Linked DNA regions of Mus musculus: region 1 is linked to region 2. Evidence: chromatin loops called from intact Hi-C (ENCODE). Cell type or tissue: left cerebral cortex. All regions are shown on one strand. Links, peaks and the distances in the headings refer to the core of each region. The heading gives the core; the rest is flanking DNA.

Evidence for each region. A loop is a pair of places that touch in the nucleus more often than their neighbours do. Peaks named below come from ENCODE experiments on the same cell type or tissue, not always from the same donor. Only the 100,000 strongest peaks of a DNase experiment are listed, where the experiment ranks them.
Region 1: a loop joins it to region 2, with 3 times the contacts of the local background. A loop is called at or near these places in 5 of 42 quality-filtered maps.

What each region holds. Positions count from the first base shown.
Region 1 is chr9:31,942,431-31,952,819 of GRCm38, reverse strand. It overlaps the pseudogene Tpi-rs4. Among named protein-coding and RNA genes, the nearest start is that of Barx2, 34 kb to the right of the region's middle. In left cerebral cortex, for the core only: no CTCF peak of the experiment used is centred there; no DNase peak of the experiment used is centred there.
Region 2 is chr9:32,252,625-32,263,013 of GRCm38, reverse strand. It overlaps Arhgap32 (Rho GTPase activating protein 32), which reads right to left. Exons shown (of 23, transcript NM_001370958.1): 20 at 8,876-8,947; 21 at 6,956-7,840; 22 at 5,316-6,301; 23 at 1-4,112. The coding sequence ends at 1,866. Among named protein-coding and RNA genes, the nearest start is that of Kcnj5, 87 kb to the left of the region's middle. In left cerebral cortex, for the core only: no CTCF peak of the experiment used is centred there; no DNase peak of the experiment used is centred there.

The DNA.
Region 1 (10,389 bases), core at 1,014-9,013, 310 kb after region 2:
TGTGGTATGCAAAATTATGTCTGGGACTTCAATTCCTCTATTCAATGTGTCTGTACAGTGATATTTCTCTTACTATAGCTTGGCAGTACAACTTAAATCTCAGGTGGAACTACCTCCAGCAGTTATTCTATTATTCAGAATTGATAAATAGATTGTTGTTGGAGATTGCATCTGTAGATTGATTTGGCAGGATAGTATCTTCACAATATTAATTCTACTGATCCTCCTGATCCATGAAAACACACACACACACACACACACACACACACACACACACACACACACACGTATGGTTTGAGGCTATTGTGGCTATTGTGAAAGGTACTGTTTTCCTAATTTCTCCCTGGGGGGAAAAGCTACTAATTTTCTTTTTTTTTCCTTTTTTGGAGACAAGGTTTCTTTGTGTAACGCTGGCTGTCCCGAAACTCACTCTGTAGAACAGGCTAGCCTTGCAACTCAGAGATCTGCCTGTCTCTGCCTCCTGAGTGCTGAGATTAAAAGTGTGTTCCACCACCACTCTGTAGTACCACCAGTTGCAAAAGCTACTGACTTTTAAGGGTTAACTACGTGTCTTTTTACTTTGCTGAGACTGTTTATCAGTCACAGAAGTTTCTAGGAGGTGTTTTTAGGTCCACTTTGTATAGTGGAGATTCATAAAGATATTTTGACTTTTTTCTCTTCTATTTGTATCCACGTGATTTCCTTTGGTTATCTTATTGCTCTGGCTAAAACTTCAAGTACTAAATTAGATAGATATGGAGGAAGTGAACATTTTGTTCCTGATTCTAGTGGAAATGCTTTGAGTTTCTTCTATTTAGGTTGATGTTGGCTATGATCTTATTGTAAATTGAGTGTTTATTAGAGTGTGCCCTTGTATCCCAAATCTCTCCAGGACTTTTATTATGAAGTCTGCTGGATTTTGTCAAAGGCCTTTTCTGAATCTAATGAGATAATCATGTGATTATTTTTCTCTCTGCTTATATGGTTATTCATGTTTATTCACACACACACACACACACACACACACACACACACACACACACACACATATATATATAACCATTCTTGCATCTTTGGGATAAAGTTAATTTGATGATGGCAGATAATCTTTTTGATGTGTTTTTTGGATTTTATTTTCAAGTATTTTATTGGGAATATTTATATCTATACTTATTATTATATATTGTATCTATGATTATATATAGAACAATAAGGGATATTGTTCTATAATTTCCTTTTAGGGAGAAGGTCTTAGCGTGATTTTGGTGTCAGGGTAATAGTGGTCTCATAAAAAGACTAGGAAATGGTTTTTTGTGGAATAATTTGAAGAATATTGATGTTAATTTGAAGGTCTAATAGAATTCTGCACTAACTACATCTGGCCCTGGGCTTTTTTTTTTTTTTCTTTTGGTTGAAAGAGTTTTAATTACTGTTTCTATTTCACTGATGGCTATAGGTCTGTTTAAATTTCTTATTTCAGTTTAATCCAACTTTAGTGGTTTTATATATATAAATATATATGTATACATGTGTATATATATATATATATATATATATATATATATATATATGAAATTCATTCATTTTTCAAAAATTTTTCTAATTTGGTAAAATACAGAATTTTAAAGTATGTTTTCCTGATCCTCTGAATTTCTCAGCATTGATTGTAATGTCCCTCTTTTCATTTCTGATATATTAAGTTAGATCATCTCTCTCTGTTTCTCATTTCAGAAAATGGGACTTAGTTTTCAGTTTGCTTCTGTAAGAATCCAGGGCATTGAAGCTACCTAGCAGCCTTTCAGAACTCCTTTAAAGAACCACGGGTGGTTGGAATAAGAAATGTCCCTGTCTTAGTTAGGCTTTTATTGCTGTGAAGAGACATCATGACCAAGGCAACTCTTATAAAGACAAACATTTAATTGGAGCTGGCTTACACTTTCAGAGGTTTAGTCCATTATCAACATGATGGAAAACACAGCAGCGTGCTGCAGAGTTCTGCATCTATCAGAAGGCCAGCAGGAAGAGACTGGCTTTTCTGGCAGCCAGGAGGAAGCTCTCTCTTTTGCACTGGGAGGAGCTTGAGCACTAGGAGCTCTCAAAGCCCACCTCCTCAGTGACGCACTTCCTTCAACAAGGCCACGCCTCCTCATAGTGCCACTCCCCATGGGCCAAGCATAGTCAAACTACCACAGTCCCCCATAGGTTCACAGGTTCAAATATTGAGTGCATGGAGCACTGCTTGGGGAGAATGTGGAACCTTTCGGGGGTACAACCTGACTGGGGGTGAGTTTTAGAGTTCATACACATTCCACGTTCCGTTCATTCTCTCTGTTCCTTTACATAGATGGAAATGTGCTTTCTCAGTGCCGGCTCTTACAGTCACATCTGATGTTAGCTCTTTGCTTCTGTGCTCCCCTACACAACGGACTCTTATCTTTCTCAACTACAAGCCAAAATATACCTTTTCTTTCATAAATAACTTTAGATTGTGCTATTTTATCACAGCAACTAAAGTACCTACAACAATAGCCTAGCTAAGTTGATTCATAAAACTAGCCATCAGCGGTTGTCTGAAGTCAATATGCTACCCCTGTACATCTATTTAAATCAATAAAATATAACAAACATTAAAAAGACATATGTTCCCTTAATATGATACATTTCTCCTTCACACAACCAAAATGCACTAGAGATCAAAATCTTCACAATGTGTTTACTCCTCTTAATATCCTTGAACACAGATACTGTCACCTTAAGTCATTTATTACTTATGCATCTTGCATTATATTGTCGGAGAAGGTACATGGGAACAAAATGAAAGTAGCCAGGTGCCGGGCGTGGTGGCGCACGCCTTTAATCCCAGCACTCGGGAGGCAGAGGCAGGCAGATTTCTGAGTTCGAGGCCAGCCTGGTCTACAGGGTGAGTTCCAGGACAGCCAGGGCTATACAGAGAAACCCTGTCTCGAACCCCCCCCCCCCCCAAAAAAAAAGAAAGTAGCCAGGAAAGGCGATTTTTCGCTTTGTAGTAGGTGCACAGCAACCTGAACTGGACAAGAAGACTAAGTGGGGCAGGAAGTTCACTTGGCTTTTTATCCTAATGCAGCGATTTTATTTGCTTTACATCCTGATTGCAGCCCTCTTCCCTCTTCTCCTTCCAGTCCCCGTCCCCCCCCCCCCCACCTTTTTAATGCCCAGGTGTTTATTTCCCTTACCTGTAGGATGGTTCACAAACACAATACACGGCTTCGGCACTGTGGGGGAGGGGACCATCCCAGGCCTCTTAGAGTAAGAGGGTCTCGGCCTTCATGTATACTGAATTCAGACCCAGAGGCTCTGAATTTCTGCATCAGACATCCAGTAGGGTTTGAGAGTGAAGCTAGAGAGCCAAGGCTATGTAAGTGACAGGCCAAAGTGACACGAAGCCCACTTCCTGTGCTCCAGCCATGAGTTTCCATCCCAAACCAATGGATGGCGATTTCACTTGTTAGGGCCCAAAGTACAGTCAGTTCTCCTCCTTCCCTTCTCAAGAAGTCACTTTGTGACATACTTGACTCCACCCATTGTAAGTGGTAAAGGAACTGGCCTGGTTTCAACCGTTATGGGGAGTGTAAATGGCTCAGGAGGGTACAGTGTGGGTTAAGCCACAAGACGGGACAGATGATGTCATCAGAAGCATGTGACTGGTGGGAGCAGTTACTAAACTTCTGGGCAACCTTGTCCGTGCTGTGCAGGCAGGGAGAGGGTTGGACAGTGCTCATTGTTTGGCATTGATGGTGTCCACAAAAAGGCTAGAGAGATGCGAGGAAGTCATCCACGTCAGGCTGGCTTGCTCCAGTCACAGACCCTCCATCAACGATCGGGGTGCACTGAGCCACCCCATCATCCCCAGAGCTTCTCATGTACTTCCCGGGCCTGTTGAGGGGTCGCAGTCCCAATGGCCCACACAGGATCATAGGCAGGACCACCTTGCTCCAGTTCTTCACGTTATCTGCGATGACCTTGGTTTGCTCGAAAGCAGCCTTCTCAGTGATGTCATCTTCCCTTTCGCCTAGCTTCTCCCGATGCAGGCGATCACCGCGAGTCCCTCTGCTAGGGCATGGTTCACTTTGTGCCCAATCAACTCATCTGATTCTCCAAAGACGTGTCTTCTTTTCCGAGTGCCCCAGCACGACCCAGGTGGCTCCTAACTCTGATAATGCCAGGGCTGATTTCCCCAGGGAAGGCCCCACTGTTCACATTGTAGCAGTTTTGTGTAGCCACAGAGCTTTTGGGATCCAACTTCTGACTGGCGAAGTCGATGTAAGTGGTTGGCCGTGCACAAACTACTTCGGTGTCTGCCAGCAGGTTGGCTGCGTCCGGGGTGCAAATGAGTTCTTCCAGGCACTGCTTCCTCCCGTTCATCTTCCAGTTGCCCCCAACGAAGAACTTCCTGGAAGGCGCCATTGTACTAATCTCAAGTCTCTGAAGGTCAGTACCTCCAGTCCCACCCTTACAAATCTCTCCCCCATTACCCTCTCCCTTCTCCTCAAAGAAGAGGCCCACTTTGGGTACCACTGCCCTGGGGCATCCAGACCCAGAAGGACTTAAGTACACCCTCTCCCACTGAGGCCCAACCAGGCAGTCCAGTTAGGGGAAAGGGATCCAACGGCAGGCAACAGAGTCAGAGACAGCCCCTCACTCTCCACTCCAGTTGTTAGTGGACCAACATGAAGACCAAGCTGCACATCTGCTCCAAATGTGTAGGGGGCCCAGATCCAGCCTCTGTGTACTCTTTGGTTGGTGGGTCAGTCTCTGTGAGCCCATGTGGGTTCAGGTTAGTTGATTCTGTAACAGTGTCAAGACAGTATGATTGATAAAATAAACTTTTTATCAAATGCTACTTGGACACCTGGTGTCCACAGGAAGGAGGACCCTCTCCTCATACCATGTGGGAACATTTAAGAGATTTTGTGTTTGGCAAAGCCTTGCTAAACTCCACACTAAAGGCATAATTCACAAAAGAAAACTAAAAGAATAAAAAGACCCCAACAAGATGTAGACATCTGTGCTTCAAAAAACTTTTAACAAGTGAAAAAACAGAACAAAACAAAACAAAAAACAAACAAACCCAAACAACACAACCCACAAAATGTGAGAAAACATTTATAAAAGGTGTCTAGTAAGAAACTGGGGTTGGGCTTAGAATTATGGATCGGTGGTTAAGCACGCACTTGCTGCTTTTCCAGAGAACCTGGGTTCCTCTCTAGCACCAATAAGTCAGTTCACAAGCACCTTAATTCCAGTCCCAGGGGACCCAACACCAGGGAATCCAACACCCTGTTCTGCCCTCTGGGTGGGCCCTGCATGCATGTGGCCCAGATACACTTGCACCTGCACGCACAAACTAGTAAAGTAAGTTTTAAAAAGAGAAGAAAAAGAAACTGTGGTTGGACATACTCTGTGAAGTGACACGGGATGACAGCTGACCTGTTGACTCATGAACCTGTCTTTGACAGCATAGCCTGGGCAAGCCGAGAACACGGGACTGAGGAACTGTGGTGACAGACGGTGGATTCTTCACACATGAACTGGTTTAATCCCAAACTTGGGGGAACTCCAGAAGTGGACGCCAAGAAACACAATGAAAGGCGAGTATTCAAGCTCTAAACGTGACCAACAGAGGGGCGTGGAACATCAGAACCCGACTTAGAAACCCAACACCCACTCTTATGTGGGTTCCAGGCTTAGCAAGCTCTTTTACCCAATTAGCCATCATACCTGCCCATTATATTTTTCAAAATCTGTATTACTTTATTTAAAAATTATATTCCTCTTCATGGTTTTGCATTGGTCTTTATGTTGTTCATTAAGGCTTATGCTTATTCTGTATGTTTCTTTATCCGTTCTATCACCTTCTCTCCCCACACAGCATCTGTGTACTTTTCCCTTATCTTCACCTAATTTTCTCTCTCTCTCTCTCTCTCTCTCTCTCTCTCTCTCTCTCTCTCTCTCTGTCTTTGCCATCCCTCCCCCTTTTTGCTCTTTAAATTTTTTGTGGCTTAAATTGCATTTTTTTGTTTTTCATTTTGTTTTGCTTTGTTTTTGTTGTTGTCGTTTTGGGACAGGAGTTTCTCCGTGTATCCCTGGCTGTCCTGGAACTCACTATGTAGACCAGGTTGGCCTCTCTATACCTCAGAGGTCTGCCTGCCTCTGCCTCTGGAGTGCTGGGATTAAAGGCAGGAGCCACCACTGCCTGGCTGGCTTTAATCATCTTTAAATTCGAGTGTCTTAACTCGATCCCAGTTTCCTATCTCCATCTACTTTTCCTCCTGGATTTTTTTTCTTCTCAGTTGGTCTAATAGTAACTCCTGACCTGGATGTGGGAGTGTATGTCTGTAATTCTAGCACTTAGGAGGCAGAGAAAAGGGGGAATCCTAAGTTCAAGATGAGGTATCAAATGTGTTTGAAGAGAGCCTGGGCTGAGATACTGGGGCAGGTGTGGAGGTGGGGGAGGGGAGGGTACTGGGGGACTGTGCTCAGTCTGCCTCCCTGCCTTTCCTAGTCTTGGACACTAATGTCCTCAGCACATGCAGTGCTGTCCTTGTCACTTTATTCAGAGTCACGACTGTGGCTGCATTTGCAGCTGACACTCGAATCTCAGAGAGGACCTGGGGTTCTCACATGCCGGAGGGTTTAACAGCAGAACACATTCTCCTTCCCTCAGGGTGACAGAACACCTCAACCTAGTTTCATCTGAGCTTCATAAGTACTTCAATTGGATCAGGGTATATTGTCTAAAAACATTATTTTGAACCAAAACAGCAAAACGAAAATACTGAACGAACACAGCTGAAATACATAAAACCCAGCTACTGAGGCTACACCAGATGAAAAAGTCCCCATGTAGAAATACAAGAAACACGAGAAAAACCAAGGCAGCTGATCCCTCTGAATAGTGCTAATTCCTTGATACGAGATTCTAAAGAGAATGATTAAATCCCAAAGAATTCAAGAGAATAATTCTAAGAATGTGTAATGGAATCAAAGGGGATTCAAAAAGTTCCTAAACAAATTAAAAGAGAATGCAAATAATGAGCTGCATGAAGTTAGGGAGTCAATACAGGATATAAAACATAAATTTAATAAAGAGAAAGAAATAAAGTGTCCATTAACTCAATAACAAATCAGTATAAGGTTCCACCAATAGACTAGATCAAAGGCAGAATATCCGTGGTGGAAGACAAGATGGGTAAATTATTACATTCCGACACTAGCAAGAATATTCGGATAGAGAATGAACAGAGCATATGTCTTAGTTAGGATTACCACTGCTGTGACGGGACACCATGACCAACACAACATGCCTAGGAAAGAGCTTTAGGCCTATGGTTCCTCATCACTGGTTGTCAGCCAAGGAAGTCAGGGCAGGAACTCAAACAACACAGGGCCCTGGAGGCGATGCAGAAGCCCTGGAGGATGCTGTTTACTGGCTTGCTCCCCGTGGTTTGCTCCCCCTACTTTCCTGTAGAAGAACCCAGGACCACCAGCCCAGGGATGACCCAATGGGCTGGGTCCTCCCCCATCAATCACTAATTAAGAAAATGCCCTCCAGGCTTGCCTAAAGATAAATCTTATAAAGGCATTTTCTTTATTGAGGTTCCCTCTTCCCAGATGATGTTACCTTGTGTCAAGCTGACATCGAACTAGCCATCTCAGCATATGAGCTTTACAGGACACCATTAAAGAAAAAAATTATGAATCATGGGGCTAGAAAATGAACTTTCGGATAAAGGCATTTTATACCATAATAGCAGCAGCAACAGCAGCAGCAGCAACAACAACAACAATAGCAAAAACAACAACAAAAACAAACCACCCTCTCAAATCTAGATACAGAAATGCCTTACCAACTCAGGGAGCATTTAGAACACTAAGCAGACAGGACACAGAAAGAGCCTTTCCTATATCATGTAGTAACCGTGCTAAGTATAAAGAACAAAAGAAAAATCCTGAGAGCTGTAAGAACGACTCATCCAGTTCTATATAAACGTAAACCTATCAGAATTCCAGCAGAATTCTCATCTAAAAGCTCAGAAAGAATGGGACAATTTAAGCCAAGTTCTGAGAGTCAATTACTGCCCACCCAGGTTACTATATCCTGAAGAATTATTTGTCATAGTTTATGGAGGAACAAAAATTGTCCAGAATAAACATAAGCTAGATAAACCAAAGAAATGCATGGCCACCAACACTGCAGAAGATACCTGAAGGGATTTTATGCCCTTCAGAGAAAGAGGAACACATCTATAAGGACAGAGGAAAGATAAAGCTGTTAAGATGGCAGTTAGTAAACGACGGTTAGGAAAACAGTGAACACTATGAAATATAAATATGGCCGAAATTAATAAATATTTTTCAGTAACAACTAAATGCTAGAGGTTTCAATTCCTCAACCATAAGACAGACTATCAGGTTGAACAAACAAACAAACAAACAAAAACAAGATCTAGCTATTCCTGTAAATCCAAGTACTTAAGAGGCAGGAGGATGCTGTCTTTATTACTTTTCTATTGCTGTGATAAAACACCATGACCAAGGCAACGTATAAAAGAACGTGTTTAATTAGTCTCACAGTCTCAGAGGCATAGAGTCCATGATGGCTCAGCAAAGGTATTGTGTCAAGAGCAGCTGAAAGCTCATATCTTGATCCCTAAGCAGCCCCTCATGCACACCTCTTCCAAGAAGTCCACTCCTAATCCTCCCCAAACTGTTCTTCCAACAGGGCTCTGACTATTCAAGCACATGAGCATATGGGGGCCACTCTCACTCAGACGACCATAGACACCTGAGTTTCAGACCAGCCTGTGTTATAGAGTAAGACTGTTTCTCAAAACAAAGCACAGTAAAACTGCAACAACAACAACAAGCACCACACAACATCATTTATTTGCTGTCTATGAGAAACACACCTCATTGTTAAAGACAAGCAAGCTTGGAGCATAAAGAAAGAAAAGGACATTCCAAACAAATAAACTAAAAGAGCATTCAGGCATCGCCATTATAATATCTGATAAAATATGACAAAATGACTTCAAACCAAAGGTGGTCAGAGGAGATATTTTTTAAAAAGGTAATTTCCTACTGATTAAAGGAAGAATTCATCAAGATGGTGTAACATTTCCAAACATAAACATTGAACATTGGCATACCCAATTTCATAAGACAAACACTATTGAATGTCAAGATACAAATTTACCCCAACACAATAATAGTGGGTAACTTCAATAACCCACTTGCATTCAGAGACGGGTCATCACAACGAGTAACAAAACAGAAAAATCTGTAACAGAGGAACACAGCAAACAACAAAACAGAGGTGAAAGCAAAACAAAAGGGCAGAGATGACATTATAGGTTAAGTGTGTATAATATACATTTACAGATAATTCCATTCAAATACTATGGAATATACATTATCCTAAGCAGTCATGTAGTGTACTTAAAAATAGATCTTAAAATAGGACACAAGGAAAACCTTAACAAATATAGAAAAGTGGAAATAATTTCTTGTATTCTATCTTGTCACAGTGGATTAAAACTGGAAGAGAAATGACAGAAACTACATAAATGTGAATATAACACTACTGAGTGATAAGTGGGTCGTTAATGATATCAAGAAGAAAATTGAAAAGGTTATAGGATTTAATGAAAATAAAAACATAATATACCCGAGACATAATGATAGCAGTACTAACAAAGACATTCATAGTTACAAAAGCTTACATTAAAAAGTAGAAGAGAGGGCTGGTGAGATGGCTCAGCGGGTAAGAGCAATGACTTCTTCCTGAGTTCAATTCCCAACAACCACATGGTGGCTCACAATCATCTGTAATGGGATCCTATGCACTCCTCTAGTTTGTGTTTGAAGGCAGCTGCAGTATACTCATATGAATAAAAGTAGAAGAGAGCCAGAGGTGATGGCTCATGTCTTTAGCCCCAGCACTCAAGGCCAGTCCAGTCTACTGAGAGAGTTCCAGGATAGCCAGGGCTACACAGAGAAACCCTGTCTCAAAAACAAAAAACGAAAAAAACCAAAGCAGAAAACCCAAAGACATTATCATCATCATCAACAACAACAACATCAACAACAACAAAAACAAAAATCAACCAAACAGACCAAACAGACAAACAGAAACCACAAACAAACCAAAGAAGGAAAGAAAACAGGCTGGAGAGATGACTCAGTGATTAAGAACACTGGCTGATCTTCCAAAGATGCTGAGTTTAATTCACAACCATCTATAAAGGGATCTGATGCCCTCTTCTGGCATGCAGGTGTACATGCAGACAGAGTACTCTCATACATTTAAAATAAAACTAGCAACAACGAATACACCCATTTAAAAAATAG
Region 2 (10,389 bases), core at 818-8,817:
CAAAAAAGATGACTAAGGCTACAAAAAAATTTTAAAAAAGGTGTCTGCCAACACATCTACACATCTGTATGCCACGTGGCGGCACCCATCAGGTTTCCGGACACTCTGATAGTCAGGTCTGCACTTTTAATGCAGATGCCCAAGTTCTCATAGACCTTTGCATGTATTGGTGTTTCCAGATATCTGCTTTGGACTTCATTGTTACTCTCTGGTCAATCTGGGAAATAAAGAAAACCTCGTAGACTATCTCCAAATATGAGCATGTTCTTAAAACTTTAATTCTAAATATATAACCTTAAAATGCAACTATATGATTTAATTACAAAGACTGCCATAAACCTAATCTTTCACAAATTCACAGCAGTCACAGCAGCAGGACTTTAGCCTCTTGAAAGATTTCTTCCTTTGCTCTAAATAAAAGATACTCTAATCCAAAAAAGCCAGAGCAGCAACCATCCAGTAAATGGAATGAAATCTCCTGTGTCTCCTACGGAGTATTTAAAAGATACAAATGTACAAAACTCAAGTATCATCATGATTTATGGAATGAAATGCCAATCTAACTCAATCTAAACACAGGACTGCCTGACCAGTCTCCACTGTCTAGGGTGAGATGGGCCGAGAAAACCAGAGGGAAGCTGGGCCAGAGGTGCCACATCCCAAACCCAGTAAGGAATGCAACTTTCAAAACAAAGTCCTGGGCATTCACATGTTTAACACGTCTAGAGAGTTAGAAAGAACTATTCTGAAATGCTGGTGTCGGTGACAAATGCAGCAAGCCTGTGACCGCACAATGAGGGGAGCCAAACCACGCGACCCCCAGAATGCCAGTGGATGAGACGGACTGTGTACTGAGGAACAACGAACAATGTACAGTTGCCTAACAGACAACTTCTAGGGATCCTACAAATTCCCAGGGGATCTGTACTCTAGGTCAGAAACATAATAGTGTGTACATTTCTATCCCTAGAAAACGGATTTCTGTAGTTAGACACGCTGTCCTTTCTTAAGGAGAACACTGTGGATGATTCTGTACTGGCACTAAAGTGTGCGGATCTTGTTGTGGGCCATGCAGGCTGGTAGCACACTGGAAGCACTACTGATGCTCTATGTTAGCAGAGTTCACTGACAATACATATGAACTTCATCTTTCAAAGAAAGCTCCTTAGGAGCTCCCACCCTGTCAAGAGAACAATTATTGACAGTGCGGAATATGGCTCACATTGGACCTGCTACTTACAGTGATGTGGCACTAAATGCTGAAAATCCTAATTCCTTTACCTTTTAATCCACTAGCAGTCTAAGTGACGTAGCTCAAGGATCAGGGAGTTTTTCTCCTCTCTAATTTAGAATACTAGACTCCTTTGTGGAGAGGGATAATGAAAGCAGAAAAGAGTGGAGAGTCCACCTGGGCAGGCTACACGGCCCTGGACAGGGGAGTGGGAACACAACAAGAAATGCGGAAGCCCACCAGGAAATAGAGGCAAACTGCTCTGAGCTAGGTTGCAAGTGCTAAGAAGGAAGGGCAAAGTTAAATTCAGTGGGTTAAAGGCAGTCCTTGGGGTCCTAGAGATCAGCCCTATAGAGCAAGTAGGGTCTACGGCCGGCGAGAACTTCTTTACTAGGCTTTCAGCACAGCACTTTACATCATCCAGCTCTCTGTAAGGACAAACAGCACAGCCTGTGATGGATAAGGCGGTAATGAGTGGGAGGGGAAGGTGGTGATTTGCTTTTATTATACTTCTTTCATGTGGCCAAGGGGTTTGTAGCTTTTTTTTCTTTCTTAAATCTTTTTGGTTATTGGAAAAAAAATAGAACAGTCCACTGTCCAGCAGAGGCTGCTTCAACTCTATTGCTCCCGGGGCTCATTCTGCATGGATCTGCGTGTCGGGATGTGGCAAGGACAACTCTGTGGGCAGGAAGGCCCCCTGACCCAATGCTGTGGCGTATGTCCTGCTCTGTGGATGGACAAAGCCAGAGGGCACATAGGCCCCCATGCCCGCCCCTCCAAAGCCTCCTCGCTGGTGCTGGGGCAGGGAGTGGTAATCCTCCAGGTTATCATACTGGGACACAACAGTCATGCTGCTCTGGCGCTTGCTGTGTGTCTGATACTGGTATAGCACGCTGGGGTCCCTCTCCAGGTTCTGGGTATGGTGAAGTTTTAGGCTGTGACTCCTCTCTGGTTTGGGGGGTGGGACCATAGACTGAGAGAAGTGTTCCTCCTCCTTGTAGCAGTCTCTGGAGTGTTTCTCAGGGCCAGGTGGCTGCCTGGCTCGAGGTCTGTCCAGATCTTTGGGAAGCCTCACTTCCTTGTGGTTCAGGGTTAGAGACCCCTGCCCTGATGTCATATATTTCCCAGAGTTATGGTAGTTGCTTGGCTCAGAAGTGTCTGGCATCCCTTTGGACCCATAATCTAACTGGCCAGCTCCCTGGGGATAAGGTGGTCCATTTTTTGATTCACATAATTGCCTATGGCTTGCTTCCTGATGCGCCCTGTGCTCTGGGAGGCTACAACCCATATCGTGAAGCTTTCTGTTCCTAAGGCTGCTTTGCTTCTGCGGGAGGGATGGCTTTTCTGCCTGTGTGCTGCCATACCCTCCATGATGGTGGGCTCTGTCAAATTCGGACTCTGGGTGCTTCCTGTAGAAACGCTCGTCCCCCTCAGGACTGACAGCCTTGGCTGGGTGCCGTCCCTCTTTCCCCTCTGCCACAGAGAGAAGTCCAGTTTTCCCAGGATCTGATTTGCTGCGCAGATGGATGACATAGATCCCTCCCAAGTCTTCTTGCACAGCTGGTGTCATGTTGTCATACTGCGACATGATAGGCCCTTTTACCTTCTGCCGTGCTCGGCTCTCTCGGCGGATGGACTGCATGCGGTATTTTTCCATGTCCTCAAGGTCCCATGAGGTGTAGGTGTGCTTTCCGTCAGCAGTGGGGGGCATAGTGACTACATTATGGTCATTACCAGAGAAATAGCCAGTTGCATTGGCCCGTGGGCGTGGAGGCAAACCAGCATAGTTGTACACGTTCTTTCCTTGTAGCCTTGGATTGTAGAAAGCAAAGTCCCGACTGGACAGGCGGTGGAGGGGCCGCAGCTGGACTGTGCCATAGGCATCGACATCACACAAGGCCCCCTCAGGACTGTAATAGGAGCTGGAGGAGCTGGAGTACGGACTATAGCGATAATGGACCCGTCCATTCTCAAAGTAAGGCTGAAGCTGAGTTACGTGATAGTCTGAGCGGGCCTGGGAGGACTGGTATGGCTTATACTGGTAGACTGGTCTTGGGCAGTAGGCTGGTTCATCATCTGGGGGAACTTCTGTCCGTGAAATGGGAACAGAGCGGATCATGGAAGGTGGGGGTGCATGGAGGGACTGTACCCTCCGGATGGTAGGGTAAGGTAGAATGTCTTCAGGGCAACAAGGATTCCTAACCGAGGAGCCCAGAGAAGAGACATACTCAACCCGACTACACGGCTTGGAGTGGTGTCCAGACATGTTTCTTCCCGGCGCCACATAGGTGTTATAACGAGGACCCATGGAGGCTGGTGGCTCTGACCGGGCACCATATACCTGATGTGGCTCCAACTTATTGTGGTGTGGAGGAACACTCTGGGGGCGAAACTGGCAGTTTGGAGTCATATTGAAATGCAAACAGTTTTCTGGACCAAAGGGCTCTGCGGTGACATCAGGCCTAGCAAAGGAGGAATAGGCTATCTTCTGAGAAGCATGCTTAGGCTGTGAGACGGGGAGTGGCACGGGCATCACATCATCCACTGAGGCTGACGAAGGGACAAAGGAGTGGTAATTTGAACTGCTGGTGGCATCTGCAGCGCTGGAGTGCAAGGCAGCAGCCATCTTGCTCTCCATTGTCCGTGTTGGGGGAACTGGGGCAGCAAAGCCACAGGAATGGCCAGGAAAAGACTCAGCACGTAAGTGGAGTGGTGGAGCCCTGCTGCTTTCCCGAACCTTCTCAGGCAGTCCAGGCTGAGGAGCAGAGGCGCCCATGGGACACTGGGCAGCAGCAGTGCCATCACTGAGGAAGATGGGTGCGGGGTCACCCATGGCCCGAGACTCAGGTGGCCTCTCGGGAGCTGGAGCCGTTCCCTGGACCTGTGGGAAGACAGCGATGTTAAGAGTCTGTTGTTTAACACCAACCCCTCAAAGCTAAATGCTAATACATTTATAAGGGGCAAACCCAGGCTATTTGGGTGACAGCTCAAACTTTGTCCAAGCTCTTCAGTTACACTGAACCTGACCCATAGCCCCCCAAAAAAGAGTATGTGTGTGTCTACACAGTACGCTATTACCTATGGAGACATGTGTAGTGTTTGCTAACTCCTGCTAGGGTTGAAATGTGAAGAGAGACTGCCTACAATGGTATCTTAATGTGCAGAACCAATGACAGGATTAGGCAAAAAAACCAGTGCTGGGCCTAAAAAAAATAAACATCCTACCTATTGGTCTCAGCACCAAGAAGATTTTATTTAATGAAAGCAGCTGATTTTATCAGCTGGCAGGAGTTTCAGAGTGACTCAGTTCCATGTAGCAAGCAGTTTTAAACTTCCAGATACAGGGAAGAGTTTCAAAGTGACTTGTCTGCAGTGGCAGCATGTGAGGGCTTACTGCCTCTGCGTTTTGTCCATCCTGTCAGTGGGCCCACAGATAAAATATGTTGTCCCTGAGAGGTAAGTTCTACAGCTAGTACCCTCCAGGAAGGGCCAGAATTTTAACTCCTTTTGGTTAAGGTTACCACAAAACCTGTAGGAATTAGGAAAACTCTTTGGCACTCTGTATCTAGCACTCCCACCCCCCCAACGCAGGCATTTGAACTATGCAACACAGCTGCTCACAGCAGGGAAATAACAAGAACTCCAGATATCATCACTCCTTAGACCTCTGAAAGCCCTGGAGATGAAGTACCTTCAATACAGACATCAAGGGTTGGGTAGTCACAAGGTGGTCACATGACTCACTCTCAGTCACCTGAACAGTGAGGCAGCTGGAAAAGACAATCACTACTGCAGCCCTGGGCTCCCTCTGCCTCATTCTGTCAGTGTGTCCCCGTGAAAGAGCTCAGTGCTTCAGGAAGGAAGGAGAAGCAGCAAGGATAGTTAAGCTGCAGTCACCAGGGGCTGCTCTGTCATTACACAAAGCCAATAGCCAGGCACAGGCAGAGACCGCCTGCTTCAAATGGCAGATTCCATGGAAATCTGCCACCTGACTGACACGCATCTGACTAAAAGATAATACATCCTACCGAATGGCATACCTTGGGAAAAGTATACTACTTCACTGACTTCCTCTCTAGCTTACCTTGTGGGAATTATTTAATCCTATACTTGGTGCTTCTTGTACCTGCCCCACAACTGGTGGCTGCTCTGCAGGCCTCTGGGAAGGAGGTGGAGGGAGGGGCCGATTAGTTCTGTGCGTGCGCTGAAGGGTGGCAGCCACAAAATCAGCAGCCGAGGGCTGCTCAGCCAGGACCCTGCTGGCCTCGCTGTTGCTCGGTTCCGCTCTTGCTGGAGTTGCCATCATGTAAGCCATGGTGGCTGTGCTGGAATTCTCTTCAGGGGACCCAGAGAGAGGGTGGTGGGCTTTGTCCCTAGGCAAAGTAGAAGGCATGGGAGATTTGTCTGTAAGTTCTGAGGAATGGTGGGGTTTATCCACACTGGTACCAAGGTAAGAGAGGGGCTGATCTCCACAGGAGAAATGGAGTGGAGACTGGTCCTGCTCCAAAAAGGAGACAGTGGACACGCTGCTCTTCCCAGCGTGGTCTTCAGGGAAACTTCCATGATCATCAGACTTCTCTGAGTCTGTTAAGGGAGCTGAAGTGCTTCTAGCCTTTTCTGGATCCCCAGATATATGGTTTCGATGTAGCGAATTCCCTATTAAGTCTACTTGGTGGAGTTGCTCCCCAGAGTCAGTTGTGTTGGACTGGGTGGGACCTCCCATAGCTGCTGCCTCAGGGAGAGGCTGGTTACAGTTTCCGAGTCCATTGATCTGCGGGTGGAACTGCTCTGCTGGCCGGTCCGTTTGGAAACAGGTTTTATCTAGAGTAAGGCTAGAGTAGGAACTAGGCAGCTTCTCTTCAGATGGAACGACTGCCGTGTCTCCATAACTAGTGCACCCAGCCTGGGAAGCCCCTGGTCTCTTCAGTGTCTGACTTGAGGCTTGCTGTGCAGACTCAGCTAACGCTAGTGCCAACATTCGGGCGACATTTTTCGGAGGCGGTGGTGGTGGGATAAGAGAGACTGAACTGACAGGAACGGGATCCTGAGGGGGGTCATGGGTAACTGCTCCTAGTGGGAAATTGGGAAAAAAAATTAGAATGAAAAGGTAGCTTATGTTACCCTATACGGAAAGCCAAACACTCCCCATGTGATCACTAAAAACATAAAAATATGCCTTCCATATTTCAAAATTGCAATCCATGATCTTCTATCCCACATGCAAATGCTGCTGAAACCACATCTGGTTGAAAGGGAAACTACCACAGTGTTAAAGGCTGCCAGTCCTCTTGAACTGCTACAGAGGGTGGAGGGAAGCAGGCCTCCACTGACTTAGAAAAGGTCACTTAGAGCACAAGCTTCCAGTGCTCAGACTGTGATGGTACTGCTACACTGGCTTGTCAACTTGTAAGGCTAGAATAGAATATGCATTAGAAGAGAAAACAGAATCAAGAGCTACACAGTTGTGCAAAAATTATCCATGAATCCTGACTGTCCAGAGACTTAAGGGGTCCTTTGTGAAGGCTCGCAGCAGGACCATGGGCCCTTTGGGGAGTTTTGTTTGCTTCATTTTAGTTTAGGGCTTTGAGCCCTCAGCACCATTCAGAAAAACATTCTTTGATTCTAGCCTAGCTGTGGAGAAGGCTCTCTTAAAAGGCACAGATGGCACACAGGACGGAAGACCCCTTTTAGCTTAGAGAAGGAACGGAGGAGAACAAACAGTACCTGTCTGACTCTGTCCAGACGGTACAGCCTTGCTCTGACTGCTCAGGACAGGCCGCTCCTCTGTCCCTGGCAACTCTACTTCTTCAGCTGCCCCCTGTTCCAGGGGCTGTGCTTCTGGTTCACAGGTCTCCTGTGCCTCTCTCTCACCTGCTTTCATCTTTCCTAGCTGCAGCTGGGTGGGGGATCTATTTATGACATCTCTTTCTTCCACACTTTTGTCCCAAGATGTAGGTGATGCATTCTGAGCTACAGTATTGGAGACCGTACCGATGACTTCTGATACCCGAGGTGGGAGAGTCACTGAAATAGGCTCAGATATGTTCATGGAAGGAGATTTGCTTAGCTTCCGCCCAATCTTCGGAGAGAAAGCATAAACAACCTTTTCTGTAAATGAAGATGGCTTAGAAGACTTGTCGTCAGTGGGGCTCAAGTCCAGGGTGAAAAACGGACTCAGTTTCTCCTGGACTGGAGATACAGGTTCGGAACTTGCGGTGCTTCCTGGAGTCTGTGACTGGCTACCACCTGCTTCTGCATCCTTCTTACTGGGACTCAGTTTATCCCTGGTATAACCTAATGAATCCAGAAAGGAAGCACCACTCTCCAGACACTCTGACTCAGCTTTTGGAGGACTACATTGAAATGACATGGGATCAAAGTCCAGACTGGCCACTCCGATGTCTGGTGGACTCAAGTCAACATCCTCAGCCGAATGAGGAGACACAAGAGCTGGAATGTGGAGCAGCCCCACTTCCTCTTCACTCTCGTTGTCGTGGGGCAGATTGTCATAGGAATTGCACCGGTTCCCCAGCACGTCGCCATTGAAAGAGGCAGAGAGCGCATCGCTGCTGGATCTGGGTCTTCTAGGTCGGAACAACTTGGAATCACCTGGTAAAAATGGACAGCAATGTCAGAGCATGGCTGTCACAGGACACAGCACCACCACTAGTCACCTATCTAGTACAGCAGGAATCATGCAACTTCAATCTCTCGTCCCATGAACTGTCTCTGGGTGTACAAACATCAGTTACATTTGTGGCAAAAGAACTTCTAAATAAAACACTAATTAAAAAGCACATGAACTACAGCTGATCCACAGCCTGGGTAAGAAAATGGCAAGAGACTCTTGGATTGTATGCCAAACTCAACATTGACAACTGCTATGACTTTGGGCAAATGTTCCTACTTTCTTTGTGTCTTATTTTATCACTGGTCTCATATTTGACTTGCAAGGTAGAAGTCATCACTGAAAGTAGCACCTTGGGTATCAAATAGTAACAAAAGGTTGTTTATTATGGGGAAATATCCTTATGGTACCCCAGACAAGAAGAAATGATACTTCTTCCTAATTAAAAAGTATTTACACACATTTAATAAAGCACTCTATTCACACACTTAAAATCCTTCCTTCTTTTCCAATGAAAACAGGCTTTTCACTTTCCAAGCAAATCCAAGTGGCACAGCTTAGCACAACACTTGCTTTCATAAAGTCTGATTCTGAATTTTAACTTAAGCTGTAACCACACCTCCCTCCAGTATCTGCCAGGTGATGTTGGTCCTTTGGAGGCAGACTCACTTTAAGGTGCCAGGTCCAACTACTAATGACCCTTGAAGACCACCCATCATTAACAAATGAGTCTCAAAGCTGCTCCAGTTACCAAATCTAAAGGAAACAGTGACACTCACTTTTAAGCACTGACAAATATAAATGTTTGCTTTGAAACATTTCAGCCATTTTACATAAACAGTATTTGTTGCCAAAATACCACACCATATTAAAATATCCATGAGTTTTAACTGAACCATACTTAATGCTAATAGTACTGGAAGTGATATTTCACAGCCTTCTTGCTAAGTATATATTCATAACATTGCTGCCTCTGTGTGTTTTATGTAATCCATCCGAGGACACTTTAGTCTTACCGTCAACTGCATGGAGAGAAGTAAGGGACTCTTCACTTTTAGCTGAGCGGAGGGTTCCTTCTGCCCTGCCACCTAAATAATAAAAACCAAGCAGTGTAAAGCCTGTGATTGATTGTTAAGGACTATACAGTTAAAGGGTCTGGACTTTCCCTAGCAACACTTGAATCTCCAAGTGTGATGAGCTGTCCATTTCGCAGTCATATTCAGCTTACTATCCCAGTATGGAATGTGCTGCATCATTCTGTTTCCAGTGTGGGGAAAAAAAATAAAACAAACAACTTTCCAAAGCCTACGAACTTGAGCCCAAAGGTGAACTAAAAGATTCTCTTCTTATAAGTTTCCAAAAGACCAACTTGGTAACCTTGGGTGATGTCTTTACAACTCTTATTTTTACTCGTATGCACATGTTCATGTGAGTATGCCCCACGTGTATGCCAGGGACCGAGGAGGCCAGAGAGGGTAAGGGATCCCTCGGAGGAGTCTCTGCTGCTAGGAAGCAAACTCAGTCCTTTAGAAGAGCTTTCAGCCGGGCGTGGTGGCGCACACCTTTAATCCCAGCACTCGGGAGGCAGAGGCAGGTGGATTTCCGAGTTCCAGGACAGCCAGGGCTACAGAAAGAAACCCTGTCTCAAAAAACAAACCCCCCCCAAAAAAAAAAAAGAAAGAAGAGAAGAGAAGAGAAGAGAAGAGAAGAGAAGAGAAGAGAAGAGAAGAGAAGAGAAGAGAAGAGAAGAGAAGAGGAAAGGAAAGGAAAGGAAAGAAAAGAAGAGCTTTCAGCCACTGAGCCACTCCTCCAGCCCCTCTGATGACATCTTACAGTGGCTCCTTTCTTCAAGGAGGGTGAAAATAAAAGACAAAGAGACATAGAGAAGAAGGCCCCATGAAAACATGGAGTTGTGCTACTTAAAGGCAAGAGATGTCATAGTTTGGAGGCTAATTATGGGATGGATCCCTGGATATGGCAGTCTCTAGATGGTCCATTTAGCCTCCAAACGATGACACCATTGCATACACTAGCAAGCCTTTGTTGCAAGGACCGTGATATAGCTGTCCCTTGTGAGACTAGGACGGGGCCTAGCAAACACAGAAGTGGATGCTCACAGTCAACTATTGGATGGATCACAGGGCCCCCAATGGAGGAGCTAGAGAAAGTATCCAAGGAGCTAAAGAGATCTGCAACCCTATCGGTGGAACAACATTATGAACTAACCAGTACCCCAGAGCTCTTGTCTCTAGCTGCATATGTATCAAAAGATGGCCTAGTCAGCCATCACTGGAAAGAGAAGCCCATTGGACACGCAAACTTTATATGCCCCAGTACAGGGGAATGCCAGGGCCAAAAAATGGGAATGGGTGGGTAGGGGAGTTGGGGGGGGAGTAGGGGGGGACTTTTGGGATAGCATTGGAAATGTAATTGAAGAAAATACGTAATAATAATTAAAAAAAAGGCAAGAGATGCTGGGAGCCGTAAGGGGATAGAAGAGACAGGAGGGTGTCTTCCCTAAGAACTTCAA